Regions from separate parts of the Mus musculus genome. Here all the other regions are linked to region 1. A link is a contact called in ENCODE Hi-C or POLR2A ChIA-PET data. All regions are on one chromosome and are shown on one strand. The core of a region is the stretch at or near the end of the contact, and the rest is flanking DNA. Distances in the headings are between cores, read along the strand shown.

Region 1 (3,841 bases), core at 834-3,333:
TGGGGACAGCCGTAGGGTCCCCCTTAAGAAGTCACCAGTTTCCTTCTCTGCAAAATGGAACTAGCAAATCCTGCCTCCTGGTGGACAGTCCCTGAATAGCAGCTATCACCCATTAGTATGTGTTGTTATTATGAGGTATACAAAGAAACTATAACGTGTGACAGTTGTCAAGTGTGTCATTAGAGTGATTATCCCTATAGCAACCAAGGCCACCTCCGCCTGACTCTCAGCTTCCTCCACCCTTGGTCTAGCTCCACCTGCCTCCCAGACTGGCCTTATGACAGGTAGGGATGACAAGGCTGACAGCTGACTGGGGGGGGGGGGGCTCCTCACCACTCCTTCTGGGCATCCTGTTCAGCCACACACCCAGCTTCATGCCAAGTCCCGCCCAGCCCTGTGGCGGTTTCGGGAAAGGGGCATCCAAAAGGTGGAGCTGGGGAGGCTTCTGGGAGGCTCCTTCCATACAGCTGACCTCTGGCCCAGAGGGAAACTGGAAACTGCCTCCTTGAGACACAGTGAGGATCAAATAGGGCTGAAGGTCCTCTTCACTGCCTGACTTTGAATACAATGGGAGATGAAGTCATGGAGGTGAAACCCAAAGACTTCTGACCATGGTCCACTTAGCTTCCATTAAACACCCAGTCTGAGGTCTGGGGAGACAGGCGAGACCTTTTTCCCCTCTTTTTTAGACAGAATATCTAATCCATGCTGGCCTTGAACTCACTGAACAGCCAAGCTGACATTGAGCTTCAGATTTTCCTGGCTTCACCTCATCAGTATTGGAATTAGAAGCATGGATCTCCAAGCCCGGTTTATGTGGAACTGGGAATGGGACCGAGGCTTTCATGAGTGCTGGTTAAGCATCCGGGCAGCGCGGCTACATTTCCAGCCCACTTATGCTCACCAAAAGTTAAAAAGAAAAATCTGATCACAAAGAAGGTTGCGGAGATTTAGAGAAAAGTAAGATTTATTCCTGAAATCCAAAGTGCTCCACCCTCCAGATACTAGCTCCTCAGCCAAGTCCCGCCCTCTGTCCTGTCGCTAAGAAGTGGGGGCGTGGCTACCTTGCTCCAGTCTCTTCGAAGAGCCCCTTTTTCCTTTCTCCTGTCCTGACACCTCCTATTCTAGGCTTCTCAGAGTCGAGGTTTTGATCGGAACAGTGCAGGGTCCCCAGACTCTAAGAAACTAAGGATCATCTGCATTGATTAAACATTATACCAAAGAGCTGGAGAGATGGCCCAGAGGTTAAGAACATTGGCTGCTCTTCCAGAGGATCCCGGTTCACCCACATAGTGGCTCATAATGTCTGTAACTCTAGTTCCAGGGTTTCCGAGTGCAGAGGACACCAGGATGCATGTCTATGTCTATACATGCAGATAAAACGCCCACACGCGTAAAAAATAAAACTAAAAGGCCATCATACTATATACCATAATATGAACCATTCATGACATCTGCCATGTGCCAGAGCTAGCTCTGAGCTCTACAGATGGACGGTTCCATAGTTTTCCTTAGCTCACTGGCTGCCTGGGTGAGATGCGTGGTAATTCCACCTTCATTGAAACTTCCTGGAGCTGGCTGAAGAGGTCCTGCAGTGACCCACAAGGGCATGCCCGGGCCACTCCTTTCTCATCTGGCCTACAACATTTGGAGGAGGTCCGCAAATAGCAGAAACTCATATTCATTCATTCATTCATTCATTCATTCACCCACCCATTCATTCATAAAAATAACCTCCCACCCATGGCAGATAGTCCAGGTGCTTCCTCCTTCCCTGTCCCCAGCCTCTCTCCAAGTACTTGTCTACTCTCCCACGAGCCCTGGGTGCCCTCTGGAGGCGTAGGTCTCCGCTCACCCCTGCGGCCTCAGCGACTGCACGCAGTAGGTGCTGCAAAAGTCTTTCTTGAGTGTCTAGACAGGACGCCAGGAGACCGGACCCCAGGAGCGTCCACCCTTGGGCGGGCGCCGCACCCCCATCTTGTCCCGGGCTTCTCACCTGAGCTGGGTGTCCCCCGCCCCCCGGGCCGCCTCCTGTCCCGGCCGCCCCGCTCCCACTTCCTCCCGCCGCCCCGCCCCTTCCACATTCCTGTCCCGCCGGGCCAGCCCCGCGCCCGCCGCAGCCAGCCCGCCGCGTACCGCCTGCTGCTCCGCGCACCGCCGTCCGCCAGCCAGGGATGAACGCGTCCCAGGTTGCGGGAGAAGAGGCGCCGCAGAGCGGGCACTCGGTCAAGGTGGTCCTGGTGGGCGACGGGGGCTGCGGGAAGACGTCACTGATGATGGTCTTCGCCAAAGGGGCCTTCCCAGAGGTGAGTGCCCTCATCCTTGGCCCTGCGCTGGGGACACCCCCCATGTGCGGGTCTGCTGAGAGCTGCCTCGAAAGAACCCAGCTCTAGCCTCCTAGGGGGAAATCTCAGCAGGGCCTGGGGTCGAAGGCAGAGTTTTTCAGTTTTAGCCAGTAGAAGCAAAGTGGGACTAATAGCACTTAGGGGGAGGGGTGTCACAGGGACTGAATTGGGCCACCTAGGGAAATAGCAAATCCTACGAGAGCAGTTGTTGTCACTACTTGGCGACGAGAGTGTGAGGACTTTGGAGCTCGACTGGCAGCAGTAAAATCAAGCCTTTGCCTCTTACAGCTGTGTGCCTTTGGGCAAGTCCCTTAACCTCTCTGAAGGTTAACTACATGATAGGACTGAAAGCCCCTACCCGAGCGTAGTATAGAAAAGAGTGCTGAAAGTTAGTTGCTGAAAGTTAGTAAGTGATGTTCGTCGGGCGACATCACCTCTTCTCCATCCACTATGGTGCAAATCCCCATGCTTTACCCTAGAGAGGAAAACTGGAACACCGACCCTTCTCTGAAGAGTCTGATTATGCCATACTTCGACTCTAACCAAGCCTCAGTTTCTCAGAGCAACCTGATAGGGGGAAGAAAGCTGGGACAGTGAGGCTGAAGGCTGATGGCCGGCTCGGTGCGGTACCTGGTTGCATCCTGGCTCTCTGGGCTTGTCACTGTGAGTCCTCAAGGACCCCATGACCAGAACAGTGGCTGAGCCCTCCTTCTGTGCCTCCACGAGGAGTGGGGGTCCTGTGTGTTTGTGGGTTTGCCTTCAGCAGCAAGCCTTCTTTTCCTGTCCCCACGTCCTTCTGGCCTCTGGGATTGTGCAGAAGTGGGTAATTTGATGGAAGGAGCCAGAGAAGCTGACCTGGCAAATAGGGCACAGTCTTGCTTGCTACTCTGAATACCAGTGGTTTTTATGGTTGTTGGGTTTTTTTTTGGGGGGGGGGGTTGTATTTTTGTCGTTTTACTTTAGTGGTTCCTGTTTTGTTTTTGAGACAGGATATTACTGTGGAGGCCTTGTACGCTCAGTCCTCCTGTCTCTCGGCCCAAGGATTGCTCAGATCACGTGTATGCACCACCATACCCATCTCACAGCCTTTGGTTTTGTGGTTTGCAAAGCTGACGTCACCTTCTTTGACCAGTTACAGTTTTTTTGTTTTTAAGTATAGGAGATATTTTCCAGGTCTTTAGGTACTGCCCATGGGAACCCAACCAACGTGGGAACCAGGAGATCAGAGGAGGCACCTAAAGGTGGAGGGGGTGGGGAAGGCTCTGCAACACTGGCCTGGGGCAGGCATCCTAGACACTAGGCAGAAAAGTCCATGAACTGTTTATGGGGTTTTGTGTGTGTGTGTGTGTGTGTGTGTGTGTGTGTGTTCACAAGGTTTCTCTGTATAGTCCTGGCTGCCCTAGAACTTACTCTGTAGACCATGCTGACCTCTGCCTCATGAGTGCTGGGATTAAAGGTGTGTGCCACCACTTAAGAGGCTCATGAACCATATATGT
Region 2 (3,841 bases), core at 520-3,019, 59 kb before region 1:
GGTGTTTGGTGGTGGCCTGCCTGGCTCTAGCTTGAGTTCTTTGTCACTCTTACACTGAGGGAACCAAAGAGAGAAGAAGGATGCAACCCAAGGTCACAGAGCTTTAAGCAATGAAACTGCAGTCTACCTAGAAGACAGTGGTCCCTGGAGCCTGAGCTTTTAACCATGTGCTTTGCTAGAATATTGAGGGCAAAGCTAAGGCTGGAGAAATTTAGTTCTCCTGACCCTGGCACTGTCCTGTTTTCTCTCTCTCTCTCTCTCTCTCTCTCTCTCTCTCTCTCTCTCTCTCTCTCTCTCTCTCTCTCTCACACACACACACACACACACACACACACACACACTCTCACACACAGAACCTGCCAGGCTGAGGATGTAGCAGAGTTGGCACAGTGCTTGCCTAGCGTGCACAAGCATCAGTGTTCCATCCCCAGCACTGTCTACACAAGGCATGGTGACCCATACTTGTAATCCAAGAATTCAGGAGGTGGAGGAGGGCAGAGATCAGGAATTCGAGATCATCCTCTGCCACATAGCGAGGCCCATCTGGGCAACATAAGACCCTGTCTAAGACAAAAGTCTGGCACTGAGATAATATTTACTATAGGTCATTTTTTTCTTTGTGTCTCTGTATGGTGTGTGAAGGGATTATGTGTGTGTGTGTACACTCGCACACATGTGTGTAATCTAGAAGTTGACACTAAGTGTCTTCCTCTGTCATTCTCTACCTTTAATTTTTTTCCTCTTAGTTTTTGAGAGAGGAACTAGCTGTGTAGACCAGGCTGGCCGAAACTCACAGAAATTCCCCTGGCATGAGCACTGAATGAGCCACCTTGCCTGGCCTCACCTTTTTACATTTTCAAATTACATTTATTTGTGTGTGTGTGTGTGTGTGTGTGTGTGTGTGTGTGTGTGTATTGTGTGTTCTTGAGAGCCACAGCGCATGTGTGGTGGAGAGAGGAAAGCCTGTGGCAGCCAGTTCTCTCCACCAGGTGAATCCCAAGGATCAAACTCAGGTTGTCAGGCTTGTCAGCAAGTGCCTGTACCCACTCGACCACTCCTTCCCCTTAGTTTTTGAGACAGTGTGTCCCACTGGGTCAGGAGTTCACCAATGCAGCTCAGACAGGGACTGCAAGTCCCAGAGAGTTTCCTGTCTCTCCCAGGTCTGGGATGACAGATGCATATCCACCTTTCCACAGGGGTACCAGGGAACCCAACCCAGATCCTGTGCAGCAAGCACTTTATGAGTGAGCCGTCCCCCCAGCCCCTGCAGGTCACGATTTTGGATGTGTGCCGCTGACCTCCAGAGCACTTTTCACCTTGTAAAACTGAAGGTCTGGAGCCATGAAAACAAGTACCGTCCACTGTCCAGCCCCTGCCTTACCCGATTTCACCCTGGTAGTTACGGTTTTGACTGTTGTAGAATGAAGCTATTCTGTTCTCTGTCCTGTTGTAGAAGTAATCTTTGCTTAATGTCAATGAGATGAGTGGTACGGCCAGCCAAGGCCAAGGCCAGAGGAGGCCGGCAAGGTCTCCAGGGTGGTGTGGTCAGAGAAGGCTGTCTGGAGGGAGGAGGGAAGACAATAGGAACCAGCCTAGCATTCAGAAGGATCCCGAGCTGGAAGCCAGCCTGCGCTGTATAGTCCCACAGGGTGAGAAGTCAATGGAGAGAATGACTCAGAGATATTTGGCCTCTGTGGCCTGCCCTTTGGTTTATGACAGCCACCTCAGCAGCACTGACCTTTGTCTACAGGTGATCTCCCATCATATGAGTGAAGGCACCAGGCCATCTCACAAAGCTAGTGGCTTACCGACCAGTGCTAGCTTCTAGGATCATGGGGACCAGCCTGCGTAGCCAGTCCTTTAGAGAACCCCGGCCCTCCTATGGGAGGCTCCATGAGTCCCAGGGGAGGTCTCTGGATGGCCGACTCCACAGAGCACTGAGCCTCAGACTGGGCCGTGAGAAGTCCAGGTCGCAGGTCCCCGATGGCACGGAAGGGCTGGAGGTCTCTGTCCAGGAGCGGCTGCCAGGGACCCTGGGAGACAAAGAACAGCTGATCCAAGGCCAGAGAGGAGGAGGCAGCCGGCGGTGGCTGAGACAGTACCAGCAGGTGTGGCTTCAAACTGAATTATCACTTTCATGGGGAAGGGTGGGGACTCCGGGCAGCAAAGGGTTAAGAGCACAGCTGACCTGAGGAAAGCCAAGCAAAATACCCAGGAATTGAATGCATTTGACTAAAAGCAGTTGTGATTCCCCTCACCCCTGTGGGCACTGGGGATTCACTGAAGGTTGGAGGAGGGTGGGCAAATGGGGTCTGGGTGGAATATGGTCAGAGCTGTTTCTGTTTTGAGATGGGGTCTCGATAAGTAGCCCAGAGTGGCCTGGAACTCTTGATCCTACTCAGTGTTCTGAGTGCTGGGAGTGCAGGCATATATTACCACACAAGGCTCTGAGAGCTGTATTAAGATGATTAATGTAATACTATGTTGCAAGGGTGACTAGAGCAGGAGGCAGGCAGATTGGCCAATGCAACTTCTGGCAAATTACCGTCTGTACCTCTCACACAGGATGAAGAGTAGATTTGCCCCACCCCTCCTGGCCCTTCGTCCCAGGGGGAAGGGTCTCCCCTCCCCCCAGGAGTTTAGCTTCTCTTTCATGGCTCTACCCCCACCTGGTGGCTGTGAGTGGAACACCACTTGAAGCCACTGCTATGATGTTTCTCCTACTTTGGTCTTCCAGCATGTGAAAAGAAGGTGGAGGAGTTTTGTCGCCAGCTTCCCCAGTGTGACCCTGAGTCAACCAGCCTCCCCAGAGACCTTGTTGGACACCAACAACTAAAGCTGCTGTGACTGTCCCTCACTCCACCGGCTCTGCTCCTGTGTCTTTTCATCTGCCCCTGCATGGCTTTTCTGGACTCTGAACTGCTCCAGCTTTTGAACTTTGTCTTGTGACCCAAGGAGGCCTCTGCCACCAGATCATTCAAAGCCCCCATGTGGCTGCTCTTCTTGGTTCTGGCACCTATCTCTTAGCAAAGATCTCCATAGGCCTGAAGAGGAAATACCTGGCTCTCTACCTTTTGGGTTTAAAGACTCCCTGGACTGGCATTTATGAAGGTCTTAGGGACCTACACAGAAATGAGAGTAGCAACTGTGACCCCTTGGCCCCACAAAGACCAGCCACCCACTTCCAGGTCAGAGTTCAGTGAAGCCAAAGAAAGGCTGAGAACTTCCTGAATATCACCTGCTCCCAGGGCCAAGCTCCACATGGCTTTCTGGGCAGCTGCCAGTGACTGGCCAAGGCTTGGGCCTCCCTCATAGACTGTGAGCCTTCACAGGCTAGGACCATGTCTGGACTGTCCTGGGGGGGTTGCTATATGCCTGAGAAGCCCAAACATGCATATGGCTGCCTTTGGACTTCATGATATCCCGATGAAGAAAGCAGGGAAGTCTTCTCTCCCTGTGTGACAGAGGGAAACTGAGGTCAGGAGTGGAGAAGAGACCTTCCTCCTACACATACACACTGCCTAACACTGGGGTTGAACCCATTAATAAAGCCACTGACCTGAAGGAAAGTCTTTGTCTAGTGACTAATGCACAGGCTCTGGGCCTCTCCCAGGTTCAGAGTCCACGGCCTCACTCCGAAGGGCAATGCAGTGATGGGCTCCTTGTTTTCTCAGAGCTCAGAAACCTGGTAGGGCTACTAAAGGCACACAAGAGGTCCTGGTCCTGGTGGCCATTGGGAACTTGTGTGTGTGTGGGGGGGGGGGGTGTGGGTGTGGGTGTGTGTATGTGTGTGTGTGTGTATGGGTGTGTGTGTGTGTGTATGGGTGTGTGTATGTGTGTG
Region 3 (3,841 bases), core at 903-3,402, 42 kb after region 1:
GTATCAGAATAAAGTGACTTTGCTCAGTGCCTGGCTGCAAGATAATGAGACCATACAAACCAATCACTTTTGTTGTGAGATGTTTCTGTTGGCAGTTGCAGAGCTGTGAACCTCTATCACAGTAATATGCACACGTTTAATCTTATATTCCCATTGTTTAGTTTTAAAACGAGTTTAGAAACACAAAGCTCTTTCTCTTGTCTACTAAAGATGTGAAAAGCAGCAGAGAATGTCTGTTAAAATCCTGTGTGCAAAACTTTTTGCTGTATTAAGTAATACTTTGGATTTAAGGAGTGTCTTTCTTTACCCCAGTTCAAACTGTGATAGCAAAAGAAAGTATCATTTTTTCCAACTGTCGGCCACTAACGTCTTCCTAAAAGACCTAGAAGGCTGTTTACGAACGTTATTATGATAGCTCTACCACGGTAGTCTTCCTCTTCCAACCCAGACTCTTCAGAATCAAGGTGAAGAGTTGGAAACCAAGGCAGGGAGAAAAAAATGTGACACCAGTCAGCAAGGGGAAAGTGCCAACCTCAAGCACTTGGATGTGTAGCGTCCAGGCCACCGTCCTTTGTGGGATTTACAATTTAAACGGGCCTCAAAGCACGAGATTGGCTGGGGAACTGCCCTGAGCGCAGTTGGGCTGCTCGCATGGCATTGCTGTTACCTCTGGCTGGGCTCCGTCGACGTCCGGAGCCCGCTTGCCCGTCGGGCGGCTGTCGAGCCGCGGGAGCCGGTTCGTCGGCAGGGCCGAGCAGCTTGGGCCGCCGCTGCCCCATCGCTGACCCTCGCGCGAAGCTGCGCACACAAACCGGAGACATTTTCTCGGCTGGGCCTCCCTCGCAAGCCGCGGCCCTGGGGTTAGGGGCGGCCCGCGCCCCTCTCCGTGGGGGGTGCCCCGACTCGCCGGGGGCGGGGTCACGTCCCACCCGGGCCGCCGAGGGCACCGGCGCTACGGAAACCTGAGCGTGGCCAACAGCAGGGGCTCCCTGGGCCACCTCCCTGGGAGCCTGCGGCCCGCAGTGGGGTGTGCTAGCTGCTGCCACCCCTGAGCCGTCGTGGATCCCACTGTCGCGCACAGCACCTGTGGACTCCCTTGTCAAGCGTCTGGAGCTGCCCTGAGGGAACAGAGCTCGGGACAGACATGCTACTGCTACCGGTTCCTGCCCCTTCGGAGCGGCGAGGAGTGGGTGAGGCGAAACCGGTTCGCTGCACGGACAGGAGCTCCCCCCGTGCTAAGGGCGGCCAGGCCCTGCAGCGGGGGGCGCAGGGGCCTACTCCGGGATGGCGAGCAGGTGGGCCTCGGCCGGCCGGCGCGTGAGGGAGGGCGCCCGGCGGGAGGGCGCTTCTTTCCGTGCACTCCCTGGGTCTGACAAGACCCGAGCACAGCACCCGGCTCTGGCCCGCTCCCATGGCATGACCCCGGGGGACCCCGCGTTGAAGCGGCCAACGGCTGCCCTGACCCAGGCCGTCTGGCCCACGTTTGTGTGACCCGTCTGACCACCCAGCAGAGGTGGCTCGAAGGGGAAGGGGAGATGCTTCCTACTGCTTGGGGCGGGGTGCTGTGTTTTGTGGGGGTCGGGGGTCACAACCCTCCCTAGAGTAGTGGGGGAGGGAGGGCGGCTGGCGCAGCTGGCCGGCGGTGGGCGGGGTCACCGGCGAAGTTGCGAGTGTGTGTGTGTGTGTGTGTGTGCGCGCGCGCGCGCGTCTGTGTGTGCGTGTGTGTCTGTGTGCGGGTGTGGGGGAGAGAGAGAGCGCGCGCGGAGGAGGCTCGCGACTGGCGCGCAGGCGCAGGCACCCGGTCGAGCCGGCGACCTGAGAGGAGGCGGGCAGGGAGCGGGGGCGGTAGGCCGGCCAGAGGGCGTGCGGGCTGACGCGAGGGGGGGAGGGCGGGGAACCGCGTCGGCGTCGCGGGGCGCGGGCGATTCGAGGCCGACGCAATCGGCGCGTGCGCGCTCCGGCGGTGTGTCCGTGGTAGAGGGGGCGGGGTGGGGTGGGGGGAGTGACGCGTGCGCGTTCACGTGTGTCCCGGAGAGCGGTAAGACGCGCAGGGAGGCTCGAAAGAGGTGGGGGTGGAGAGGCGACGGGAGGGAGGGGGTGGTGGTGAAGAGAGGGCGCCTGCGCAGTGAGGCCGGAGGAGCTGTGTGTATGTGAGAATCTGACGGGTTCAAAATGGCGGCGGCTGCTTCAGCGGATCCTCCTGTGTGAGGGAAACAACACCCCTCCCCGGCAGCGGCGGCGGCGGCGGCGGCGGGCCGCAGAGCACCTTTCCAGTTCCCGGGCCCGTCGCGGTTGTTTCCCTCCCGGGCAGTGGGCTCTTCGCGTGGAAGGGCAACGTCAGGGGGCCCATCCCCCGGAGTCCCTCCTCTGCTACTGGGGAGTAGCTGGGGGTGTACGGGGGATCGTCCCGCAGCGCGGAGCCCCGGCTCAGGGGACGACGCAAAGGCAGCCGAAGGCCCCCGGTCAGGGCGCTTCGCTGCTCCCGCCCTCTCCGCCCCCCGGGGCCGGGGCCCGCGTTCCGGGGGGCCGGGCGGCGCGGGGAGCGTCGGCCGGGCGGGTCTCAGCTGATCGGCCGCGGTTCCTGGGCTTCGGTAGCGGCTGTGGCCGGCTGAGGGTACCGAGAGGAGGGTGTTTCCCGCGGCCCGGTTGACCCGGGTCTCGGGCTGGGGCTGCTGACCGCCAGCTTGGGGGAGTAGCCGAGTGGTCTTGCTTCCCTGACGCCTCGGACGCGGAGTCTGTAAAAGCCAGAAGAGGAGGTTTGATTCAGTAACTGTTTCCTCTTTTCCGGGTCGCTCTGACCCTTCTCTGGATACTGGGTTAATACACAGAAATACCGAAGACGACGTTTGGGATTTTATTTTGTCTGTGTTTGGAATTTTACTTCTCTCTTGGACAAGAACTCAAGAACAAAATCCTCGGTGAGATTTCCCCTCCCCCCTCCCCCGCCCTGGGAAGTTTGGTTCCCGGTCTTATCTAAAGACTTAATGTAAAGTTTTTATTTCTTTGCAAGGGGTGAGCCACAGAACGCCTTTTCCCTAGGGGAGCAGTCGAGGTTTACCGCTTTGCTGTCCGGCCCTGGGGTGCAGACTGTGTCCCTCGCGACCGAGGCCGAGGAGGGCAGTGCCACGAACTGCTCTCGCAAACTATGTCATCGGGTCCTCTGAAAGGATTTTGTTAACGTGGCCGTATTATATTTACAAGAGAGAAAAAAAACATTTGTATATCCAATTAGAAGCCATTATTCTGGAGAAAGATATTTAGAAAAACGAAAACCCTTGCTTGGTGTTGTGGATTGATTGACGTGCCAACCGGCCTTTATTTAATGGATGTTTCACCCGTATCCATATATCGAGACGTTTCATTTATTATTTACTCATCTAGATTAGATGGTATTTTTGCCTCCGTTTGCAACTCTCAAATTTGTTCTGTAGTTGTCCACCTTGAGGTGGATGGTAGTTTGGGGAAGGCAGTTCCTTACTAGAAGGATATGGGACATTGGTTTGAAGTCTTTCTGTAAAACCAAATTTTTCTTGCCCTCTTTTTTTTTTTTTTTAATGAAAGTAACCTCCCCGTTTTGCTTATAATTTGTTATTACCTGTTTGAGAACTCACTGGTTTAGGGTCTGGCTTAGTTTTGTGTGTACTTCACCTTCACCTGGCCATTCAGCACTTTAGAAATAAAAGTCCTTCCTGGGTTTGGTGCTGCACACCTTTGCCAGCACTGGGCAAGCAGAGGCAGTCGGGTCTCTTGTAAGTTGGAGGCAAGCCTGGTTGGTCTATGTTGTAGTTCCAAGACCACCAGGGCTATGTAGAGAGATCCTGTCTCAAAACAACAAAACTTA
Region 4 (3,841 bases), core at 778-3,277, 38 kb before region 1:
ACATTTAATTTTTGTTTGTTTATTACTTTTAAATGTTAAGTTATATGTATGCCAGGTGTGGCGGTACATGTCTTTAGTCCCAGCACTCAGGAGGCAGAAACACAAGGACCTAGATGAGTTTGAAAACAGCCTGGTCTACATAGTGAGTTCCAGGCCATTTAGGGCTACATATTAAGATTACACACACACACACACACGCGCGCGCGCGCACACACACACACACACGCACACACACACAGATTAGAAAAAAAGGTTTTTCAAGACAGGCTTTCTCTGTGTAGCTCTGGCTGTCCTGGAACTCACTCTGTAGACCAGGATGGCCTCCAACTCAGAAATCCTCCTGCCACTCCCTCCGGAGTGCTGGGATTAAAGGCTTTCCCCACCACCACCCAGCTACATAAAGTAATTTTAAAAATTAAAAACGAGGGCTGGTGAGATGGCTCAGTGGGTAAGAGCACCCGACTGCTCTTCCAAAGGTCCGAAGTTCAAATCCCAGCAACCACATGGTGGCTCACAACCATCTGTAACGAGATCTGACTCCCTCTTCTGGAGTGTCTAAAGACAGCTACAGTATACTTACATATAATAAATAAATAAATCTTTAAAAAAAAAAAAAAAAGCGTGTGCCACCGCTGCCCAGGAAGCACTCTTAAAAAAAAAAAAAAAAAATTAAAAACGAAAATGGGTTCAGTCTTGCCAAAGCTATAAGTAGCCTTGAAGGTTAGTTAAATGGGAAATGGCACCAAATGTCCATGGTCCAATCCCTAGCTCCAAGACAGAACTCACTTCTTTTTCAGGTCCAGAAAATGATGGTGCCCCCTATAGGTGAGGGTGAAGTTGCAACCTCCCTTTGGTTTTCTGGACCAAGCTTGTCTGTCTGCTCTCCACACTACTCTCAGACAACCCAGCCTTTTGGTATTGGCTCTCCATGAGATTGTCAACTTCTCTCCCAGACTCCAGATCCTCCTGGAGGCCTAGTCAGGTGTCTTCCCAGCTCGCTGTTCTGGTCACTGTGTCCAGAACAGGTGCCCCGCCGCCCCCTCCTGAAGGGCAACACCCAGCCTCTCCTAATACCCGACTTATCTTCCTGCCAGACTGCGCGGGCAGGGAGGGGACCTGTCCCTTGTTCCCGGAAGATCGCCCACGCCTGGCACTGTGCCGAGAGCCTGGGTGAGAGCGTCATAAATATCTCCTGAATGATTCATTCATTCCTTGGAAGAGAAAGTATGACCCTTAAGAGGTTAAAAAAGAAAGTCAGGTGTGGTGGCACATGCCTTTAGTCCCAGCAATTGGGAGACAGAGGCTGATATCTCTGTGAGTTCGAGCAAGGCCAGCCTGATCTACTTAGTGATTTCCAGGACAGCTAGGGCTATAAAGTGATTCATTCTCCCATTCTCCCTCTCTCTCTCTCTAAAAAAAAAAAAAAAAAAAAAAAAAAAAAAAAAAAAAAAAAGACTTTGAAGTCATTTGGCCTTCATATCCACCCTGGGCCTTATCTCAAAAAAAATAAATAAATAAATGGAGTGGCCGCCGATGAGGTCATTGCAGAGATTACAAAAGATGATGTCGGTAAGTGACCTGGACTGGTATAGCGTACAATCACAACTCAATCATGGAAGGAAATATCAGCCATTCAGAGAAGGGAATACTGCTGGCTGCGCTGCTCGCTGGTCTGATTTTGTGAGTGTGTGTGTGTGTGTGTGACTCTCTTGAGTCCGTTTTACAGATAAAGAAACTGAGGCCTAGAAGGAGAACAACATAAAGGGAGTGGGGTGCGCCCCTGGTGAGCACAGGGTTCCCTACCCAACACATCCACAAGCCTGCGATCCCAGGGTCCAACTTGGCTGCCCCCCCCCCCCCCAGGACCCTCACGCGCTTGGGGATCTCCGACTAGATCCTCGCAGCGCTGCTCTGCTCCTTGGAGTAGAGAGAGCGCTCGGGGTTGTCACTTTAAATTCAAGAAGGAGCAGGCGAGCGGGCGGGCGAGCGCGAGGGAGCGCGCGGCGGGCTCCTGGGAGCGTGCCCGGACTGCGGCGCTGCTCCATTCGGCCGCCGGGCCCCGCGGAGCCCCCATCGGTGAGGCGAGGCTCCAGCAGGAGACGAGCGCCCCGCTACACTGCAGGGGTGGCGTAGCAGCGGGCGGCCGAGCGCCTGTGAGAGCCAACTGCGGGAGGCCAGCGTGGGAGCAGAGATAGAACCAGGAGTCGGACCCGCGTCCCCTCCGCGGAACCCCGGGTGAGTAGGCACCCTGGCCCCCACACAGAGCGCGGCAGGCACAAGCGCCCTGGGCATGGACGGGCGGACGCACTCAGTCCCTCTTCTTAAGCCCGAAACCCGGGGCCCCTCACACTCCGTACGTCTGCACCCCCGCGCTGCGCTGGCACACCAACGCGGGGCACAGAGCACGCCCGGCGCCCTTCCCCGGCCCAGCCACTCCGCGCACTGCGCATCGCCTGGCGCCAGCTCGCCCGGCCCCCATGTGCACACACGCGGTTCACCCGGCTGTTTACACACCTCCCCTGAGCTCGCACACCGCACACACCCCTCACCTTCACACTCAACACCTTGGCTGTCCTAACTGCCCCTGACCTTACATCCCGTTGGGGGTCCCTGGCCAGTGCCCCCTCCCAAAATTCCAGTGTGGTGTGAGGGTATGAGGATCTGCATCGTAGGGGGCGCGTCGCATCTCTTCTCCAGGAGGCCTACGGGAAGAACCTAAGGGTTCCTTGAGCTTCACTCGAAGCTGTGTATAGACGGGAGCTGAACATGGGGGCAGTAAACGGCATTGTAGGTGAAGGAGCCCTGAGCCTTTCTCTTTGGTGGGCATGGTGCTGCTAAAAGACTGTCTCGCCTTACAGTTGATGGGGACAAATCCGTTGAGAAGAACCTGGGAAACAAGCACCTGAGCTGTTTAGCCAGGGTGCAGAGTTTGCAGAGCCTCAGAAGTAGTCCTTATTAGAAACTAAGAAAGGCAAGGGAAGGAAACCCACCTAGGTGTTAACAATGCACCCAGTAAGGCCAGGACAATTACAATTATACACTCACCTCACCCCACCCCACCCCCAATCCCAACCCCAACCCCCATTTCCAGTCCTCTCTGAGCAATGTGAAATCTTTCTCAAGCAGCCCAGAAGAGTGGGACCTCCCAGCCTGGGGTCCAAACCTGGCTTCATCCTACTAAGTGCTTGCTAGTGACTTGGATGGGGCAAGTCACTTTTCACACCTTGAAGGGCTGGAGTCTCAGCTGCTAGGCCACCCCTCCCTACATTTCCAGGGCTGACAGGGAACCCTGGACTCTCTGGGGGCATTTCCTGAGCACAAGGCAAGTCCCCCCTGATACTATGCTGGCACATAGTAGGTGCCCAGTGTCAGCTGTCACCCACCCCCAGCCAGTCTGCACTGTGGTTCCTGCGGGTGTCTGGGGGATGGCACCAGGATGTGGTTATCCATCCGGAAAGTGTTGTGGGGGAGAGATGCTCTTACTCACTTGCAAAGCTTTGTCAAGCCTAAAGGTCCCTGAAGAAACTCACAGCCTAGAAGACAGAAGCTCCCCCGAAAGCTCTTCCCCATCCTTATTACCTGCCGATGCCAAGGTAGAGATAAAGGGAGTCACCACCTTGCTGGGCATGCAGGGACACTGAGCAAGAAACAGCGGGTAAAGTGCAGAGAAGGGACTTGGCTCAGGGTCCCTGGTTCTACACACAGAATTCCTTGAAAGGCATTTCTCTGACAAGCTCAGGAGGTGCGGGAGCCTCTGCCATGGTCCGATTCCAGCACAATGCTTCCAACCTTCCCAGTGACCTGCGGGGCCTGGTCAGCCGTCAGCATGGTGGCCCAGAGC

Evidence for each region. A loop is a pair of places that touch in the nucleus more often than their neighbours do. ChIA-PET counts read pairs that join two places held with the same protein, here RNA polymerase II (POLR2A).
Region 2: POLR2A ChIA-PET joins it to region 1 with 16 read pairs in Patski. The contact joins the promoter of 2010003K11Rik here to the promoter of Rhod in region 1. POLR2A ChIA-PET finds 5 or more read pairs at or near these places in 2 of 5 experiments (Patski and embryonic stem cell).
Region 3: POLR2A ChIA-PET joins it to region 1 with 55 read pairs in Patski. The contact joins the promoter of Kdm2a here to the promoter of Rhod in region 1. A Hi-C loop is called at or near these places in 1 of 37 maps with a recorded cell type or tissue (T-helper 1 cell). POLR2A ChIA-PET finds 5 or more read pairs at or near these places in 3 of 5 experiments (Patski and embryonic stem cell).
Region 4: POLR2A ChIA-PET joins it to region 1 with 47 read pairs in Patski. The contact joins the promoter of Syt12 here to the promoter of Rhod in region 1. POLR2A ChIA-PET finds 5 or more read pairs at or near these places in 2 of 5 experiments (Patski and embryonic stem cell).

Annotation. Positions count from the first base shown.
Region 1 is chr19:4,437,685-4,441,525 of GRCm38, reverse strand. It overlaps Rhod (ras homolog family member D), which reads left to right and starts at 2,083. Exons shown (of 5, transcript NM_007485.5): 1 at 2,083-2,306. The coding sequence starts at 2,175. It overlaps A930001C03Rik (RIKEN cDNA A930001C03 gene), which reads right to left and starts at 2,203. Exons shown (of 3, transcript NR_045990.1): 1 at 2,137-2,203.
Region 2 is chr19:4,496,511-4,500,351 of GRCm38, reverse strand. It overlaps 2010003K11Rik (RIKEN cDNA 2010003K11 gene), which reads left to right and starts at 1,769. Exons shown (of 2, transcript NM_027237.2): 1 at 1,769-2,108; 2 at 2,738-3,564. The coding sequence starts at 1,833. The coding sequence ends at 2,836.
Region 3 is chr19:4,395,388-4,399,228 of GRCm38, reverse strand. It overlaps Kdm2a (lysine (K)-specific demethylase 2A), which reads left to right and starts at 2,152. Exons shown (of 21, transcript NM_001001984.2): 1 at 2,152-2,918. 9430078G10Rik reads right to left here and starts at 3,345. Exons shown (of 3, transcript XM_030251152.1): 1 at 3,336-3,345; 2 at 1,779-2,899; 3 at 588-1,118. The coding sequence starts at 3,345. The coding sequence ends at 588.
Region 4 is chr19:4,475,329-4,479,169 of GRCm38, reverse strand. It overlaps Syt12 (synaptotagmin XII), which reads left to right and starts at 2,027. Exons shown (of 8, transcript NM_134164.5): 1 at 2,027-2,235.